Linked DNA regions of Homo sapiens: region 1 is linked to region 2. Evidence: read pairs that join two places in POLR2A ChIA-PET (ENCODE). Cell type or tissue: PC-3. All regions are shown on one strand. Links, peaks and the distances in the headings refer to the core of each region. The heading gives the core; the rest is flanking DNA.

Evidence for each region. Peaks named below come from ENCODE experiments on the same cell type or tissue, not always from the same donor. Only the 100,000 strongest peaks of a DNase experiment are listed, where the experiment ranks them.
Region 1: POLR2A ChIA-PET joins it to region 2 with 5 read pairs; 3 of 35 experiments call an interaction of 5 or more read pairs at or near these places.

What each region holds. Positions count from the first base shown.
Region 1 is chr12:65,796,131-65,806,682 of GRCh38, reverse strand. It overlaps the pseudogene RPSAP52. Among named protein-coding and RNA genes, the nearest start is that of HMGA2, 23 kb to the left of the region's middle. RefSeq lists an enhancer at 7,226-7,727. In PC-3, for the core only: no CTCF peak of the experiment used is centred there; no DNase peak of the experiment used is centred there.
Region 2 is chr12:65,652,495-65,663,046 of GRCh38, reverse strand. No RefSeq gene overlaps it. Among named protein-coding and RNA genes, the nearest start is that of MSRB3-AS1, 15 kb to the right of the region's middle. RefSeq lists an enhancer at 5,422-6,621. In PC-3, for the core only: no CTCF peak of the experiment used is centred there; a DNase peak (open chromatin) is centred at 6,006; H3K27ac peaks cover 6,000 bases.

The DNA of each region.
Region 1 (10,552 bases), core at 868-8,867, 140 kb before region 2:
AAACATGATTTACATAACAAATTAATTCCAAATGAAAGAGTTTTAACTACCTTAAGAGTAGCAGGCCAGGCATGGTGGCTCATGAAGCCCAGCACTTTGGGAGGCCAAGGTAGAAGGATAACTTGGGCCCAGCAGTTCAAGACCAGCCTAGGCAACATAGAGAGATTCTCTCTGTACCAAAAATTAATAAAAAAATGATTAGCTGGGCGTGATAGTGCAAACCTGTGGTTCCAGCTACTTGGGAGGCTGAGGTTGGAGGATTGCTTGAACCCAGGAGTTCAAGGCTGCAGTGAGTCGTGATCATGCCAGTGCACTCCGATCTGGGTGACAGAGCAAGACCCTGTCAAAAAAAAAAAAAAGACTAGCACATTCTTTTAGTTCAGCCAGTTTTAAAGCAGTAGTAGCTCCAGAGTATCTAGAGAGGAGGCATCAGGGGAGATAAGCTGATTGCTAGAAGGGGCTGGATTCATCCCGCTGCTGCATTCACACATCCAGCTCCTTGCCTAAGGTGGCTTTGGGGGGACTGAGAGTGATTGTTGAGGGTGGGATAAAGCATCCTCCTTCAAGCTACCACTTGGCTTGACCATATCATAAATGTTCCATAAATCAATACTAGATGTCAGGAAGACAGAATATTTCAGTGCTAGATTTATTTATTTATTATTATTTTTTAAATTTATTTTATTTTATTTTATTTTATTTACTTTTTGAGACAGAGTCTCACCCTGCCGCCCAGGCTAGAATGCAGTGGCCCGATCTTGGCTCATTGCAAGCTCCGCCTCCCGGGTCCACGCCATTCTCCTGCCTCAGCCTCCAGGGTAGCTGGGACTACAGGCGCCCGCCACCACACCTGGCAAATTTTTTGTATTTTTAGTAGAGACGGGGTTTCACCATGTTAACCAGGATGGTCTCGATCTCCTGACCTCGTGATCCGCCCACCTCGGCCTCCCAAAGTGCTGGCGTGAGCCACCGCGCCCAGCCAATTTTTTTAAATTTATTTTTTAAGATGGAGTCTTGCTCTGCAGCCCAGGCTGGAGTGCAGTGGCACGATCTTGGCTCACTGCAGCTGCTGCCTGCCGGGTTCTAGCGATTTTCCTGACTCAGCCTCCTTGGTAGCTGGGATTACAGGTGCCCACCACCATGTCTGGCTAATTTTTGTATTTTTAGTAGAGATGGGGTTTCACCGTGTTGGCCAGGCTGGTCTTGAACTCCTGACCTCAGGTGATCCACCCACCTCGACTTCCCAAAGTGCTGGGATTACAGGCATGAGCCACCGCGTCCGGACTCCGTGCTAGATTTTTATACATCTTTATTACCTATGGTTTTGTATTAAATCCAAGGCTTAGAAATTAGAACTTTTAGAATGCTTATATTACTATCAGCAAAAGGAGCACATCTGGCTAGCAATAAGTCTTTTGCAAACCAACACAAAACATAAGGTGATGTCACCTAATTCTAATGAAATCTTTAAATGAAGTTAAATTGAATTCTTGAATGAAATTCAAGAGCATAAAATACTTCCACAGAAGTTCAAGAGCATAAAATACTTCCACAGTAACTCATTTCAAAGACCCCACCAACATCATTTAGCTTGGAAATCATTGTGAAGATGTACAACTTATATTTCCTAATTCCATTTAATAGGAAAAAACGTAAGTAAATCTAGTTAAAGCTGTATAGTAGAGGGTACTTACTATCTGAAGTAAAAGGTTCACCAATATGTAAGAAAATAACACAAAACCCAAGACATTCAAAGACATTTCTCATCATAACATTAATTCCCTCCTTGAGAACAGAGCCTCTGTCTTTCATCTTTCTTGGGCCTTGCATACAATCAATAAATCTTTGATAAATGAATGAAAAAATGAATGGTAACCACCGCCACCAAATCTGAGTGGCCTCCCTTCCTGAAAGCAGAGGGTACATAATTTAATTAAAACGTTCCAGCCTCTTTTTAAAAGCAGTTCTAAAGAAAGAGACAGGTCTTAAAAAGTAAACCAGTTCTTTGAAATCAAAAAAAGAAACATATGTCGCTTATAAAATTCTTAAATACTACCGAAACATATAAAATGAGAAGTAAGAATCTTCTCTCACCCACTCCTGAAACTATAGCTCTGGTTCCACTCCCCAGAGGTAATTTCTGATGGCAATTTCATATTAATTCTAAATGGATTTTTTTTTTGAGGTGGAGTCTCACTGTCGCCTAGGCTGGAGTGCAGTGGCATGATCTCTGCTCACTGCAAGCTCCGCCTCCTGGGTTCATGCCATTCTCCTGCCTCAGCCTCCTAAGTAGCTGGGACTACAGGCGCCCGCCACCACACCTGGCTATTTTTTTGTATTTTTAGTAGAGACGGGATTTCACTGTGTTAGCCAGGATGACCTCGATCTCCTGACCTCATGATCTGCCCGTCTCGGCCTCCCCAAGTGCTGGGATTACAGGCGTGAGCCACTGCGCCCGGCCCAATTCTAAATGTTTTATGCATTTGTGTGTGGAGTGAATGGCTCTTACTTTTTTTTTTTTTTTCTACACAACATCATCATCTTCTCCCCGTGTTTTGGGAATTCCCACCTAATATTTAATGAGGTGGATCTTGCCTCTTGATACGACAGCTAAAAATGCCAGATATTCCCTTTTCTGGCATTTCTTGCAGCTGATGTATAAACACACCCTGGCTGCCATCACTTAGCACCCTAAACTTTGTTTTATTTTATTTTTTGTTTTTTGTAATTTCAACTTATTTTAGATTCAGGGGGTACATGTGCAGGTTTGTTACATGAGTACATTACATGATATTGAAGTTCGGGGTATGAATGATACTGTCACCCATGTCCTGAGCATAGTAACCAACAGTTAGTTTTTCAACTGTTGTTCCTTTCCCTCCTTCCCCCCTCCAGTATTCCCCAGTGTCTATTGTTCCTATTTTTATGTCCATGAGTAACCAGTGTTTAGCTGTCACTTATAAGTGAGAACATACGGTATTTGGTTTTCTGTTAATTTCACTAAGGATAATGGCCTTCACCTGCATCCATGTTGGTACAAAAGATATGATTTCATTATTTTGTGTGGCTGTGTAGTATTCCATAAACGCTAGACTTTAGAAGTCAGAGATTCCAAGAGCAGGTTACAGGCAGAATCCATGGGAGTGAGGATGGGGCAATGACTGCAGTCAGCAGTTAGATGCAGCAGTGGGTAGTGGTGCTGGCAGGGCACCAGCAGCATCAGAGATTTCCCTGATGGTGCATGGGACAGCTGCAGGGTGTGGTTTGGAGCATTGTTACTGCTTGTGTAAATTGAAAGCTGATTGTCTCAAAGTGGTGCATTGCATTTGTGCATTGCCCAGGTCTCACTGGATCCTTTTTTGCTATTTTCTGTGTGTTCCTTCTCCCCAGCATTTGAGGTGCTTTCTATTTCAAAAGCCAGTGCCTAAATCTTTCTCTCAAGGGCTGTCCTCTGGCTTGTGGAGCTAGCTTTTGCCAGAATGCATAGAAAGCTGGAAATCCTAGGAATTTGCCTTCCAAGGAGCACTCTTAACCAATGATTCAGAGATGTGGAATAAGAAAGCCCAGCTTCTGTGCCTTGAGTTGGGGCAAGACAGCCATAACTTCTGCTATACAGTTCCCCTGTGGGATCAGGCTGAAACTACCTTTGCATAGGATAGCACCCTTGATGGGTGTGGGCTTTCTCCCATTCCCTGCCTTACTTCCCCACTCTCTAGTTGGCTTCTCCTGGCATCATTTAATAAATCACTAAGACATAAATTCTCCAGGGTCTGCTTCTTGGCAATCTACCTAAGACACTCAACTTTCAGGAGATTCTGTACCAGTCAAAATCCCTTTTAAAAAATCTCCCTTTCTGTCTAAATTAGCATACATTGGTTTCTCTTGCTTGTACCTCAGTATAGATACATGCATGTATATATATACACATATGAAAATATAGACATACTATTAACAGTATTACAAAAATATTTTAGATTTTTATTCTTTGCTTTTTTTACGTTTAGCCATCTACTTTTATGTTCATTTTCGCCAGTCTATTATTATGAGGATTCTCTTCTTGCCCTCTTTCTAAGGGTTCCTTGAATTTTTCATCAATCCAGTTTGGATAGAATTGGTCCCACTTGGCTTCAGGGGTGATCTATATAATTGGCTTAAAACAACCATCAATTCCCACATTCCTCAAAGTAGGATTGGTTCACAGGATTGATCACAAGAGCAAATCTGCCCAATCAGGGCAACAAATTCCAGGACTTTTATTTAACCTTTATTTCTACCCACCTCCACTTCCACCAAAGAGCCTGATGGATTTGAGACCTTAAAGAGGCCCATGTGATGGAAGTGTAGAGTGCAAGTGGTACAATGGGCCTGAGAGGAAGTTGAAGAGATAAGCAAGTTTTTTTCTGTTGGACGATCTTGAAATTTTTGCATATTTTTTCCAAGCACAATAGAAATTTCCATTTTAATTGAACAGGAAATATGTACCTAGCTCATAGCTGTAGGCAACCATTTTGGGACTAGGAGTGGGGAGCTTGCTAGGATCTGGAGTCAATATAGCACCAGTTGAGGAAAAGAAATGGAAAAAGGGATACACTATGTAAGCCTTGAATAAATCCCAGACTGAAGGATGCCTCTGTTCTAGACCCAACCTATTTCCTTTTTTGTTTTGTTTGACACTGTTTGGGTCAGGCTTTCTGTGACTTTCACTCAGTAGGTGTGCCATGAGCTTCAGTGATTTAATATATGTAAAATGCTTAGAACCATGCCTGGCACATGGCATCCACTAGATTGTAGTAGCAGGAGTAGCAGGTGTAGAACATCACACATGACACAAACATCTTCAATTCACCTTGTTTGTCTCTGGTGCTTATAGCAGGTTTTATTCCCTTCCCCATTTCTTTGTGATTCTAACCACTCCTGAGCATCCTCCCTCCAGCTTCCTTATCCCACTTTCTTCCCATTTTCCTGTCCTCTCCCCCATCACTTCATTTTTCTCATCTTCTCTACCCTTGAAGCTTGAAGTTGTGTGAGGATGCAGAGTTTAGGATCAGGGAGAGAAACTCTGGAAGGAGATGATAATGCTTTTGTGTCTTTTTTTTTTTTAATGGGCTAGATCTTTTTTTGTCTTGTATTCGATCTGATATATCTCTCTTGCTTTTTGATGCTTAGAGCCATGATACTCCAAAGCCTTTGTTATTAACAAGGAAATAATTATCAAAAGTTGAAATCACGTCTTTCCACACTTTCTATGAAAGCATACAGCTCCTTGGTTATTCACTGAATATGCATCTTGTAGAAAAGCAGATTGCTCTTCCTTTTGATTAAATCTTTTAGCAAGGATTCTGTACTATTTTATGCTTTTTTAGTATTTTCCTTTTCAGATAAAAATGCCCATCAAATCTTTATAACATATAAATTTTCCTCTTGTGTTCAGATGAGCAATCATGCAGTACAAGGAAAAAATTCCTTGAGGTGTTTGGATGACTTCACAGTATGAACAACTGAATTTTTAGTGGCTTGGCAACAGAACCTCAAGATAGAATTTCTTTTGTAATACAGTCTTAAAATGTGCATTTCTCCAAATTCATTTACAGGAAATAGCATAAAATTAACATTAATACTGACATGACATAATAATTTACCAACCTGACTTCTCTTGCAACATAAATATACACAGAATTTTATTACTTTTTTTTTAGAGACATGGTCTAACTCTGTCACCCAAGCTGAATTGCAGTGAGTGGCATGATCATAGCTCACTGCAGCCTCAAACTCCTGGGCTCAAGTGATCCTCCCACTTCAGCCTCCCAAGTAGCTGGGAGTAGCACACAGTAGCTCCCGAGTAGCACACCTGACTAATTAATTTTTTTTTTTTTTTTGTAGAGATAGAGTCTCTATGTTGTCTATGCTGGTCTCAAACTCCTGGCCTCAAAGCAATCTTCCCATTTTAGCCTTTCAAACTGCTGGGATTACTGATGTAAGCCACCAAGCCTGACCCATACACAGACATTTTAAGTGGGAGAACTCCAGCTTAATAATTGTAACACAGAGTAACAATATAAAATGATTCAAAGTATAGTATTTTTCTCATGAATTATGAATGACGTGATTTAGATTTATTTTCCCCATTTATATCTTTCCAAGCCATGATTTAAATTATTTGACATTCATCTTTCAGCTTTTAATCTACTTATCATTTATTTGTTCATATTTGCAGTCAGCGAATAACTATGGCGTGTCTGTTGTACACAGAGCACTGTGCTAGGTGCTAATAAAGAGGGAGAGGGAATAAAAGTGAATAAGTCCCTTCACCTAAGAGCTTACAGTTGAGTAGGAGCAAGACCCAACACACAAATAACACTCAAAATAATGTAAAGGCATGACATATGAGGCAGGGAGAGAGAAGAAAAAATAAGGTCAGGCAAGTGAATGGTTAATCAAAGGGGAAGAAGTAAAGCCTGATACATATGTGTGTCTTAAATTATTCCATCTGGAAGAGTGTATGAAAGGGAGCAGCAAAAGGTAAGAGCAGACAGCTAGCACAGGCCAGACCATGGAGGGCCATGAGGCCAGTCTAAGCATTTCATGGTCGGCAGAAGCCCAAGGTTACTTGTAGGGACTCCAAGGATTAAATCTGGCCTTTAGGAATGTTGATCTGTCAGAATTGTACAGAATAGAATGCAAATGGATACAAACTAGAGATGTTGTGGTTGATGTTGTGCCAAATATTTCATTTTCCTTAGACATATACAGCTCTCGCCAACATTGGTGTGCCATTCAATGACACTTTTCCATAAATATTGGGGCTATGGAGAATAAAGAGATGAGACCTGGAGCCCAAGTCCATAGCTGAAAATAGAGTTATGCTGTGGAACCCAGAGAGTCTGAAAGATTTGCTGAGAATGCTTAAAATGACTCCACAAGGAGCAGGTTTTCACGACTCCTGGGACATTGTGGATGGAGATGGCAAATTGGATCCACTATTCTTTTAATTCCATGAAGTTGCACCATATGTTTATAAATAGTGCTTTTGTGATGACCCTAATTGAGGGAGATTGAGTGCTATAACTGGCCTGTTTCTGACTCTCTATTGTCTAAGATCTTGCATTCTTTTAAAAGTTGAAACAGAAAACTAGAGTAAATTACACATATCTGCTACCCAAAGGATTTATATTTTCCTTTTGTTTGTTCTTAAATACCATCATTCCTTTCATCTGGTGACTGTTCAGTTGCAGGACAGAGTGTCATAAAGCCAGATATCCTGTCCTGTGAATTCCCCTCCACTTCGTGAAATTAAGAGGTAAGAGGGGCATGGAAGGAGGAAAGGAAAAAGGCAGAGGAAGTTCTGTTTCACTGAAGACCTAACCCCCAAATAAAAGAAAAATATGTTAGCACACAGAAAATTTCTGATTAGCCACAAGCTTCAGTGTTGTCACTGGTGCTGGTTTACTTACTCCATCTGATGAGAAATGGAGACAGCATGAATTTCAACAGCGTGCTGAAATGGGCTGTGATGGCACTCAGGCTAAGTGCCGACAGAAGGGGCCCACCTGCCTTGCTATGCAGATGAGGTCTGAGTGTGTGAGGACTTCAGCTGCCCTTAAGAGGTGGCTGCTGGCCTCCCTCATCCCAGCTCTCCTCCAGGCCCTTCCATCTTGCACTGGTCAATTGTGCCAATGAATTTACCTTTCTGTGGTCAATGAAGAAGATAGACAAGGTTTGATTGAACAATACATTCAAATATTCTATGAGCATTGCCCAGCAAGCAATTTGATTTTAATGCTAATGTGGTACATTCTACATTTCAGATGTGAATAGGGCTTTTCCTTCCTCTTTTTCTCTCTCTCTCTCTGCTTTCCTGTCTTTCCTCATCATCCCATTCTTCTTTCCTTTCGTCTCTTCCTTCCTGCCCCCTTTCTCTCCTTCTTTCTTTCCTTTCTTCCTTTGTTCTTCTTTTGGGGGAGCAGTAAGTAACTTTCATGTTATACAAGTTCAGAGAAATTAAAAGAGGATTTGTACTATGCTCAGGAAAAAAAGTGCTGCCTTCAGGAAATGGGAGGTGTTGTCTTCTGACTTACATTGTCACAGAAAGCATGGGTTTGTCTTAAGTTAGGTTTGTAACTATGGGTAGTTGGTGTGGGCATTTCTGGTCAAGGAAATCTGCACTTTGCGTAGGAGTAATCAGACTGTTTATCCACAACACTGATATTTGCAAGCACACCATGGGCTTTTATCCTGGCCACACACTTCCACCAACTAAGGCCAACAAATGGTTGTGTGAGTACCGATCTCTGTGATAGAAGCAGCTGATGGTGAAGCATCAGTTGTTCTGCCTTCTGTGGCTGTACCTGTAACATTCTGACAGCCTCTTGAACAAAAGAATTGTCCCTAGAGCCACACAGGAGACTTACATTATATATCAGTTTCCTAGGGCTGACATAAAAAATTACTACCAATTGTGTGTAACAGAAATCTGTTCTAAAAGCCAGAAGTCTACTTCTAAAAGCCAGAAGCCTGCAATCAAGACACCAGCAGGGTTGGTTTCTTCCAGAGACTCTAAGGGAGAATCTTCTATGCCTCTCTTCCAGCTTCTGGTGACAGCTGGCAACCCTTGGTTTGTAGGTTTACCACTCTAGGCTTTGCTTCCGTCTCCATGTCGCTTTCCTCTCTGCATGTCTGTGTCTCAAATCTCCTTCTCCTTTCTCTTATAAAGACACCAGCCATTATCGTTAGGTCCCATCCTGCATCCAGGATGATCTCATCTTGAGATCCTCAACTTAATTACATCTGCAGTGACCCTACTTCCAGAAAGGTCACATTCACAGAATCAGGGGTTACAACTTGTACATACATTTTTGTGGGATACAATGCAACCCACCACACACTGCTGCCTTAAAACAGAAAAGTCAGAGACAAAAATCTGTAAAGCTTTGGCCGGGCCTGGTGGCTCACACCTGTGATCCCAGCACTCTGGGAGGTCGAGGTGGGCAGATTGCTTGAGTCCAGGAGTTTGAGACCAGCCTTGGCAACCTGGTGAGACCCCGTCTCTACCAAAAAAAAAAAAAAAAAAATACAAAAAACATTAGCCAGGAGGGGTGGCATGCTCCTGTAGTCCCAACCATTCAGGAGGCTGAGGCAGGAGGATCACCTGAGCCCAGGGGGTTGAGGCTGCAGTGAGCCAAAATCGTGCCACTGCACTCCAGCCTGGGCAACAGAGAAGACCTTGTCACAAAAAAAATCAATCAATCAATCTGTAAAACGAAATCAACATTTAAGCCAATGGGAAAGGATTATTGAGCTCCAGGATTAATTTGGGACTTGTCATCAAACAAATAGAACACAGGCTCCATTTGCTCATAATCTTTTTGTCTAGAATGATTTCTTTTGAGTTTTGTAAAGGAAGTTCTCCTTAAACACTGATGTCACATTTCCAGTCATTTCAGAAACCCAACAGAGGAAAAACAAGACTGCTAAGTTGCTTCCACAATGTTTTGCTGAAAAATTAAAAATGACTGCAAGGGAAAAAAACATGCAGATGGCTTCACTGAAGATTATCTTGGGGTTAAGAAGCATGATCTATTAGCTAAGGCTTGATCTCTCAGGAGACAGAATCCAGAGGAAAGTTAAGGGTAGTTTTGGTTAAATCAGTTTAGCAGTTTTAATACACTCAAGTCAAATGGTCAGTTTGAAAAAAAGAAACCTGTCAACCTCATTGTTTTAATTCTAAACTAAAATCAAATGGTAAGTTTCATTTAACCATCAGAAAGTCTCTGATGGACCATAACTTTTTCATGCTTCTACTATTATAATCATGCTATTCCCCTGCCTCAGGGTGGGAAAAAAATGAGTGAGTCGCTCTAATAGATTAGTGTTTTCTGTGAGCAGACCAGCCTGCACAATTTTATGATTGCTGACAACTCCTTTTTATACACTTCCCTATTTTGTTGATATCTCTATACATTCGCTCAATGGAACGCATTTGGTGTTTTCTGAAGTGAGAACTTGCATTTATTTACCTACATATTTTTTGACATCTCTGCTGATTTTGTATGCAGGGAAGTCCTTTGAAAAGCTGATACTTAAGGAAGATAATTCAGTGAGCACACCTAGTTATTAGTCTGAAAGCTGGAGACACTGGGTAACTACCTCATGTTCCTGGGTCAAGTAATATTAATAAGACCTTAACCTGGAATTCAATTCTTAGTGCCCATATTAAAAAATGACTGCAACAATGCATGCCACTAACGTTCTTTGCACACTGCCATTCCAGATGACCTGTACCTCTGAGTCCCTCCAACACTGTGAACCATCAGGAATGGACTTTCTATCTTTGCACTTCTCTTGCGGGACATTACAACCTATAACCATTAGCCAGAAAATGGTTAAAATTGATACTATAATGATAATTCTGATGTTAAGGTAACTTAAGGCAATGCTCAGATTTTGACAATAATTGCACAAGAAGATATGATAGTTTGGCATGTTGATATTATTTCAATAAGAAAAACAGCATTGTAATTACTGGCTGCACAGACATTTGGAGTCACATATATGC
Region 2 (10,552 bases), core at 1,394-9,393:
TCAGCTGTTTTCCTTCCCTCATAATCCCTCCTCCCCAAAAGATTTATATATAAGTATGCAAACCAGATTAGTCGGAAACCTGTAATGTGGTTATCTTTGGGCAAATAAACTGCTCTATGCTTACTGTTGAAATTCTAGATATAAATGTAGAACTACAGACAGTCAAAGAAATTTGGGTTTCACCTATGAGGATTTTCAGGCCACTTCTGAAGCCTCACTTTAGGCAACCTTCTCCCACCATCCATAAGTCCTAAAGAATATCAAGTTTCTTATTGGAAGCAGATGGGATGCTTTCAGGAGTTGCCACTTCTATGTCAATGACTTAAGATTTAAGTGATTGGGGCATTTGTGGACATTCTAAAATGGATGAAGGGCTAATGAATGAAAGTTAATTAAAATAGCATACATACAATCGTAACCACTCAACTTTAGAGGAATCTTTATCTATTTTTAATTCTTCTAATCTGGCTTATCTAAAGAAAAAAAATCCTAGCTAGATATCTTCTCTCTGTATTGTTGTTTGATCTTTGACATTTATTGTTTTAGAAATATTTGATTTTACTATATTATATTTTATCATATTTCTGAATTCTTTACTGCTTTATGACTTCATGATAATCCATTATGTACATTTATTATTGTTAAATTTCACAGTCAAATTACCAAGGTGTGTGCCTTCTGCTGAGAGGATGGCATTCAGGTTCCTGCACATCTTTTGTTAGTGGTTGCTATGTATAAAATCTACTCTGCATGGAATTTTTTTTTAAAGCATAGATAACTCTTAAAATTGAATCCATGAGAAAGATCAGAATAGCAAAGAGACCTGTTCCAGTACAGGGGTTTAAATAACTGTTAATCTATGGTTTCACCAAAGTGGATTTCTCAGTGACTCTACACTTTTGCTGTTGACACTATCCTGATCAGGTCACCTTGTTATAGTCACTTTAGAAAGTGCTCTTTTTTTTTTCTTTTTTGGCCAGAGTGTTGCTCTGTCACCCAGGCTGGAGTGCAATGGCATGATCTCGACTCACTGCAACCTCTGCCTCCTGGGTTCAAGCGATTCTCCTGCCTCAGCCTCCCGAATAGCTATGACTACAGGCACCCACCACCACGCCTAGCTAGTTTTTTGTATTTTTGGTAGAGACGGGTTTCACTGTGTTAGCCAGGATGGTCTCGATCTCCTGACCTCGTGATCCGCCCGCCTCAGCCTCCCAAAGTGCTGGGATTACAGGTGTGAGCCACCGCGCCCAGCCGACTAGAAAGTGCTTTTAAATGTCAATTGCCTTCCTATCTTAACTATATCCACACTTTCTTTCTTTCTTTTTTTTTTTTTTTTTGAGATGGAGTCTCGCACTGTCACCCAGCTGGTGTGCAGTGGCATGATCTCAGCTTGCTGCAACCTCTGCCTCCCAGGTTCAAGTGATTCTCCTGCTTCAGCCTCCCAAGTAGCTGGGATTACAGGCATCCACCACTACAGCTGGCTAATTTTTTGTATTTTTAGTAGAGATGGGGTTTCACTATGTTGGCCAGCCTGGTCTCAAACTCTTGACTTCGTGATCTGCCCACCTTGGCCTCCCAAAGTGCTGGGATTACAGGTGTGAGCCACCATGCCCGGCCTATATCCTCACTTTCTATTCCAGAAAAAATAAAATAAAATAAATAAGGAAAGCCATAAAACAATAGGCAAGTTTAATATAAAATTTATATTTGAGACCTTAATGTTGACCAGTGGAGGCTCTAATTATTTTTATTTTTCTGTATCTACAGTGAAAGGGGAAACTTCTCTGATTTATGCTGTCCTTAGCTTACTAACACTGCAATCTCGAGACACCATAGATCGGTGTACCATCTGTAGTCATGGTCATAAATAATGGCAAAATCTGAAATTGCTGAATATATGCCCATAATTTCATTTTTGATCTCTCTTTTGTTAAAAATATGAATGACCACATCTACTTTATTCACCGTCATTCTAAAGGAAACTAAAAGACTTCAAGGAGCTTATGGAATAATGGAATAACCCATCATGTGGGTAGGATTTATAAGCTAATATGGAAATTCCCCATGAGCATTCAGAAAGACTCATATTCCTATTCATTGCTGTGTGTCTAGTCTTACGATACTGGAACGAGTTTAAATTTTCTTTCTATCCAAAGTTGCAATGGACAATTTTCATGCCGGTTTGAAATACCATCGACTTCTCCTTCTCTCATAGTTACCTTTATTTTTAACTATAAGAACTGACTTAGTGGCTCCAGATGTTGTTGAGAGAAGGGGGATTCAGGTTTTGAGGTAGAGCAGAGATATGGATGGTGTTTCAAAAATAAAAAAGATAGACATTGATATATAACAGAATGAAATATACTGAGCACCTATTTGAGGAAAGATACTGTGCTAAACACTGGTGACACCGCACAAGACAAACTCTTCTTGCTTCTTACAGCTCATCATCTATTGAACACTTTCCCAAGACTTGGGAGAATTAGGAAGGTGTAGGAAGGAAGAGAAAAGATTAGAGCCTAATGAATGAAAGAATTTTTGATGTTGCTTTTCTTTTCTTTTGATTAAAGGAATTGCAAAGGTTACCACACTTAGTAGATCAACAAGAAAACCACATTTTTAAAGTACTAATTGCTCTATACAGGATGCAGGTGTCTTTAACCAAGTCTTTGGACTACTAGAAACAGTTATCACCCTAGAAGACTAACAGATCCCGCTTTGTTGACAAACCATTAGAACGATTACCAGGTGTTTAGTGCTGTCTTTGACTTGAGCAGTTCAAAACCTAGCAGACGCAGGAAAGTGTTAATAGCTCTCTTCCCACGCTTGGTTGGCATGCCAGCTTGGGAGGCAAAAGATTCTTAGCCTTTCCATTCATGTTAATTCAATTCAATAATGTTCAATTCATTTAAAATGAATTAAGACATGACTTTGCTTTAGGTGTTTGGAAACTACTTCATACCCGGTCTATCCACTAAATCTAGGTCTAGCCAACTTCCTATTGGGCTTTTCCACATGGCTACCTCACAGGCTATCTCACCTAAAACTCAACATGTCCAAAGTTTGCTTCCACACACACTGCTTGTTCTGTGTTCCTTTCCTTATCTCAGAAAGTAGAACACTGTCACTGCAGATAACCAAGCTGAAAAATGAGCATCTCCTTCTCCTTCAACCCCTTATCAATCCATGCATCCATTCACTTAGTAAACATTTCCTGAGGAGGTATTATTCTAGCCCCTGGGATGTAGCAGTGCATAAAACAGATGGAATTCCCTACACTCTCGGAGCTTAATTCTAATTGGAGGCAGACAATAAACACAGGAAATAATGTAAGAAATGGATAAAATTGGTGGAGAAAATAAAGTAGTATAGTAAGAAGGATGGGGAGTATTGACTTAAAAAATTTAAAAATAGCTAGTCAGGTGGGTTTAAGAAAAAATTTGAAAATGATAAGGAACAATATTACGGGAATATCTAGAGGAGAAGCATTACTGAGAGAGGGTGTGGTGGAGCCAAAGACCCCAAGGCAGGACCAAACGTGGAGTGTTTGAGGAACAGTCGGGAGAGCAGATGGCTGGAGCTGTGAGCAAAACGTGAGGCGGGAGATGAATTGGAGACTGGATCATGCAGGACCTCGCAGGCCACTGTAAGGACTTAGATGTTTACTTCAAGTGAAGGGGGAAGTCATTGATGAGGCTTCAGTAGAGGAATAGAACATGATCTGTATACATTTTAAATAAATCATTCTGTGGTAGTTGATGATAACACATTGAATTAAAATTGAGTGGACATTGAATCCACCGTGAGAGTCAGGAGAAGGAGGAGGAGGAGAAGGAGGGCAGCAGGAAAGGGTAGAAGAGAAGAAAGGGAAAAATAAGGAAGGCGATTTTTTACTAAAACGTCTGTTACAAAATAGGAGTGAGAATATTTTAAAGTCATGATTTTGCAACTTCCAGTATAATAAATAATCTAGAAAAGGTTATTAGTAGATAGCAAAACCATTGGGTAAAAGATCGTGGATATTTGAAAGGTGTCAAAGTATCACCCCATGAATTTCTTACTAATTACAAAGAGGAAAATTTATCTTCCCAATGGAGAACTCTGGTGAGTTGATTCATTAGTCAGGTGATCAAACAGCATCATAAGCATTAGGACAACCTGACATTATGTGCCTCTTGATCTGATGCAATATGAATTATACAACATAATATATGAGGAAACTGACAAATTCAGAAAGTGTGGGATATTCTATATGAAAAAGTACATGTCATTTAAAAAGAAGAAAGATTATTCTAGATTAAGAAAGACTAAAAATATACAACAATCAAATGTGATCAAATTGCATTTGATTGGATCTTGGATCAGAAAAAGAAGCTGCAAAAGACATTTTATATTGTATTGTTCTTTCAAGTTTTCTGTATGCTCGAAAAGCTTCAAATAACAGGTTGGCGGGGGTGTTGCATCATTCTGGCTGCTGTGTAGAGAATAGACTGCAAGGGCCAGGGAGCAGCAGGTAGACAGGTTAGGAGCCTATTATACTAATCCAGGAGTAAGATGGTGGTAGCTTTGATTAGAGTGGTAGTGGTGGAGGTGGGAAGAAGGGATCTGATTCTTTGTAGATTTTAAAGTTAAAACCAAGGGCATGTGCTGATGGACTGAATGTGAAATATATATATATAAATGTATATGTGTGTATATATGTATATATGTGTGTATATATGTATATACGTATATATACACATATATATATACATATATATACACATATATATACACACACACACATAGGAGTCACCATTACATCAAAGTTTCAGATGTAAGCAATTGAAAGTGGAGTTGCTACTAACAAAAATGGAGAAGACTGAAGGTAAGCCAAGTTTCAGGGAAGGTCTCCCATTCAGATTGGGTTATAGTATGTTGAATAGCTCTGCTAAACATCCAAATAGAGGTGTTGCATAGACTGTTGAATATTCAAGTCTAGAGTTCAGAGATGCCTGGGCTGGAGATATAAATTTGAGTGTCATCCTGAAATTGGTTGTGATTGCAAGGAAGTGTGTGTTTCCAGAGAAAAGAGGAGAACCAAGGATTCTGCCTTTGGGGTGGTGATGGGGGTTGGGCTCCAACATTAAGAGTCTGATTGCCAGGACTCTAAACCACAGTCCAGGATTCATTGCCAGGTCCTATTAGTTCTAGCTCTATGCCCACTGATCTTGCTTTCATTCTGGCTGTACCCCATCTGCCTCTTGGATGACGATGATAGGCTCCTAACTGGTCTGCCTTCCACATCTTACTTTGCCCTCATCTAATTTCTCCTCAACTCTGGTGCAAAAGGTCTCATTTCACCCCTCTGTGGAAACAATTCAGGGCTCCTCCTGGATCTCAGGATAAAGCCCAAACTCTGTAGCTTGGCACACAGGTTCTTTAAGATCTAGCTCTTGACTGCTCTTTCCAATCTTATCCCTTATACTCTCCCTACAAATTCCCATAATCTGAACTTCAGTCACACTGGGCTATCTAAATAAGTACCACTATCTCCATAAGTGGAATACAAGGTAGACATCCTGTAAGTATTTGTTGAATAAATAAATAAATAAATAAATGTTCACTTTTAGAATGCTGAAATTGAGGTCAGTGGCATGTCTTTAATCTGGAAAAAACAAACCCATATGTTTATTGTATCCCTACTTAGACCAAAAAAGGGGCACTGTAGGTCTCTAAAAATAGGAGTTGCAAACTAGTCTAGACCAGTTTAATTATAATTCTGCAAAAAGCTGGGAAGAGGTGACTTCAGAAATGTACATTTCAAAGCACTGGTTACATGTTTCCGGTGTTACTCGCTCCATATTAAAACTCTGAGCAGCTGGGTGCCACATTACTGAATTTTAAAAGCTGCACTTCGGTGATCCATAGCAAAAGAGCCTATGAGTCAGGTGATGATCCATTCATCAGTCATAGGAAACATGAGGCACTGAAAATTTAATACAAAACCCCAAACCCACAAAAACTATCCACAGTTTCCTAACACAGGGGATGTGACTCATATCTCAGCAGGGGTACACATACCTTATTATAGTCACAAAAGAAAATGTTTCTCAAACAAAATTTTCCCCCCAACATCATTTGCACAGGGCAGTAATTTGGTGAAAATCTTTTGAAACTTACAAAGTAATTTATTTCTTTGTGGTTGGCCCATATTGCTATGCTTGGTTCTTACCACAATGACTCTTAATTTAGGGAACAAAATGATGGCAATTAATCCTTTAACTATATTCAGCTGAATCCAGAGTCAAATTGAGAAGGGATGGAAAGAAAAAGCCCTTGGTTGACCTAACCTCTGGACCTCCCAGAAAGTGCTCCCACACTCTAGGGATGCCCCCACCAATACCCAGAGAGAAGAGGTCCTGAGCCGGCCATCCCAGTCTCAAGTGGATTCCCATTAATGCACTGCTTTTCTTGATGATAGATAGGGAGGAGGAGAAAAGGAAGGGGTGTTGCTAATAGAGAGACATCACAAAATACATGTTTAGTACTAATCTGAATGTATAGGAGAGAACTTTTTCTTAAATACATCTTTAAAGTTGCGGTGCAGATTTGATGATTTTGTTCATAAAGGACAAGAGAAATAAATGAGTGAGTAGCATAGAGACCTCACTTACATGTCCACTCAGTTATTCAGCAATAATTAATTACATGTCTATTATGTGCCAGAGATTTCATAACAAATGGACTAGAACATGAGCCATGCCCTAGAGAAATCTCCTATCTAGTGTACATGAGACAGCCCTATAATCAAGAAATTATAGTGATATGATAGAATATTCATGCAGGAGCCTTACAAAAACATACAGTGTAAAAGTATCTAACTCTGCCCAAAGGTTAGGAGGGTCCAATCTGTAGGCAATTTTTGTAAGTTGAGTCTTGCAGCATAAATCTTGAGTTGTCTTAGAATACAAAACAGAGAAAGGAATTCGAGGCAGGGAGAACAATATATGCAAAAGTCGGGAGATAAAATGGCATAAATTGAATTCCACATACCAGATTCAGGGGTTTCAGAATATATTTGATACTGACTTCTTTTGACTGAACATTCTTTGAAGGTGTTTTGAGGCTGAGGTTATGAAAACAAACCTTCAAATGGGAACAGTAACATTAATGCATTTTTGTAAAAAAATGTTTTCTGAAGCAATTTTTCTTAAATCTTGATTGGTTTCTTGAACAGTTTAACAATTTCCAGTTTTTCCTTTTAAAATTTTATTTAAATTTTCATTGGGATCAATTCTTTCTTCTCTGGGTAAACATTTACAAAATTTGATTCATCAGTCAGTTTTCTGATCCTAATGATTCACAGATTGCAGTTTTTGCTAGTAAGAGTTGTGTGAGGGGAAAGTGGGAACAATTATTTCAATAAATTCAATATCCCAGGGACAAATTTTATAATTCTAAGTCTTACGGAGTATCACTTTAACTGTTGTTGATTTTAATTTGTGGTATTTCTTTTAATAATATTCATTAAAATTGAGTAAAAGATAGATAGCCATTTTTTAGTTAATCAGCCAGTCAGACTGAGAGAAGTTCTCTTGAATAGTCCGGAATTGCACTGTTATATTTTTCTTCTAGTTTTTTGATAAGCCTGTGTTCACTAACTGTCTTTGCTACTGCAATAGCAAATGATAAATGTTGTAAACAAAATGTCCTGCTTCAGATAGAGCCCATCCACGATGAGTCACATCCCTGCTTCTACCTATCAGATTAACCCCACAGACCAACTACAAAACACCAGTGTGCTTTTTGGAAATGCTAGGATCTCCCAGAACGTAGTCACTCAATTAAACAGCGTATACTGCTAGCAAAAGGATTCTTTAAGACCATATCAGTGACGATTTAGTCTTGAACTCGGCATTTCATTCTTCCTTGGTTCTCTGGATTCCATCCGTAAGCTCCAGGTGCCATTTGAATCAGTACCTTTCTGTGTTGAATGTATCTGTGTCAAGTTCAATTCTTCCTTATCATCTGCTTTGTTCAGGCTGTTTTCGTTGATTGATTTCTTAGGCCTCAACGTTTCCAGCTGTACTACTTTTCTGTACAATTTATGCTCCTCGGAAGTTATACAGAATTTATGATTTTTAAAACCTGAGATATATCTGCTTTTTATTTTCTCATCATTTCAACAATTATCACCTTTGTATATGATTAAATCTTCATAAACAGGGTCTTCTAACATCAAGCACCCTGATTAGTTATTTAGTCATTTCAAAAGGTTTTTAGTCAAGTATCCTTCTTTAATATGTATTGGTAACTCCTAAAACAGAGATTCAACATGTTAGGATTTTTGTAGGATGGGATATATTTGTACTTCTTTTTACTAGAGAATCAGGTCTAGTGTTTGAAGTCCAGTTCATTATATTTGCAGGCCAGGCGCAGTGGCTCACGCCTATAATCCCAGCACTTTGAGAGGCCAAGGTGGGCAGACAGCTTGAGCCCAAGAGTTTGAGACCAGCCCGAGCAACACAGCAAAACCTCATCTCTACAAAAAACACAAAAATTGGCCGGGCATGGTGGGGCATGCCTGTAGTGCCAGCTAGTTGGGAGAGTGAGGTGGGGAAGATCGCCAGAGCCTGGGAGGTTGAAGCTACAGTGAACTGTGATCACACTCCTGCACGCCAGATTGAGCAACACAGTGAGACCCTGTCTCAAACAAACAAACAATCCTCACCTGCAAATTATTTTCAGTTACAATCCTTGACATAAGTATATTCTCATGCCTCTATGTCAGTGTCATACAAGGAGAATCCATTAGGATTTTTCCCCTGATTAAATTTCAAGGTAAGTCTTGCCATCTCTTGCTTTTTCAGATATTGCTGCTTTCTTGCACACCCCATGCAAAGTATGATTGTCTTGAGACTGCTGGCCTCTGATTCAGAAAGAGTTCAGAGTTTACAGTTAATTAACCTGACAAAAGCACCTCGTACAACTTCCTTTTCACAAAACAACTCGAACTTCCATCTTCAAAGCATTAGACTTTATCTAAACGGTCTCAAAATCCTTAGGAAGGAAAAAGGAGAAAAGAAACTAGTTGATACTTCTCCAAATAACCCTGCATGGCCATATCTACAGTCTTTTAAAAGCATTTCCTAATCAAAGAGCTAGAGGCTTGCTCAGAGTCTTTAATATTGATTAGAAATTTAAATATTGAGATTTTTCAGAATATCCTTACAGTTTGAATTGGCACCTGGATTTTCAGTGTTGTGTGCTCTGATTTTGCCATGGGTGGAGGGGATTCTCAATGATTATTCTCCTGCATACACACATCAGGAGTTTCTGCAATGATGATCTTAGCATTATATAGACATTCACAACCACCACCACCCCAATTGTGTATGTGTGTGTGTGTTGGAAGAGGGAGTATGGTGTATTGGAGAGAAACAGAGATGGTTTTTATAGTCACCTGTTTTGTGTTGTGTTGCGACTGGCTGAGCCAGTAACTTGGCTGTCTACAATTCATCTTTTATCTGCAAGGCTCTGTAGTGCAACAACAAGAATATTTGCAGTTCATGTGCATATGACTTTGAGTGGGGGAAGGCGTAGCATGCAGTCACCATTTATAGCATTAGCAGTTATACTCTACAAGTGATTGCAGCATACAATGAAATAGCATTTTGATGATAACTCAATTTCCATTGATTGTTGAAGATTCAGTGATTATCTGACTCCAGTGAAACAAGAAATACTTCTATCTAAAGTCAGTTTAGTCAAGTTGTCTGCAACTTGACTGCAACAGACATTTAACAGTCCACTTAACAGCAGCAATTTCTGAACAAAGATATTTTTCAAAGGAGAAAAGGAGCAAACTGCTTATTGCAGGCTCAGGCAAAGGCCAGTTATTTTGTTTTTTAAAATATACTTTTAATTTTAGAATAATTTTACAGAAAAATTTATAGAAAAAATTGCAAAGGCAGTACAAGTAGTTTCCATATGCCCCACACCATTTCCCCTATTGTTAAAATCTTACAATAGTGCCATACATTTGTCCCAATTAATTAAACAAAACATATGCATTATTATTACTTAAAGTCCATACTTTTTTCAGCATTCCTCAGTTTTCCCCTAATATCCTTTTTCTTGTCCAGGATGCTATCCGGTATACCACATTACATATAATTGATAAGAAGACTTTTTCCCCATCTGGCTTTTGGACTTGTGTGAGTTGTTGTTACTATCTTATGACCATAAGGAAAAGAACCTGGCACCAAAGTCGACATGCTGAGAACGGCAGGAAAGAATCTAGGTTTTAATATGCTGTAGATCTCTGGGCCCACCAACAGTGGAATCAACCTTTCTCTGGACATCTTGATATGTGAACAATAAACCTCTAATTTAAAAATTATTTGAATTACTTGCAACCAAGACCATCCTAGTATGTTAGTATATAAAGATAACAATGATTAACTAAATGCATCTTCAGAAAGTACAGTTAAGTGCTATTGTGAAAAGGGCACTGGAATCGGAGTCAGGGCAGGTATGTTTGAGCTTGCACAACTACAACTACCTACAG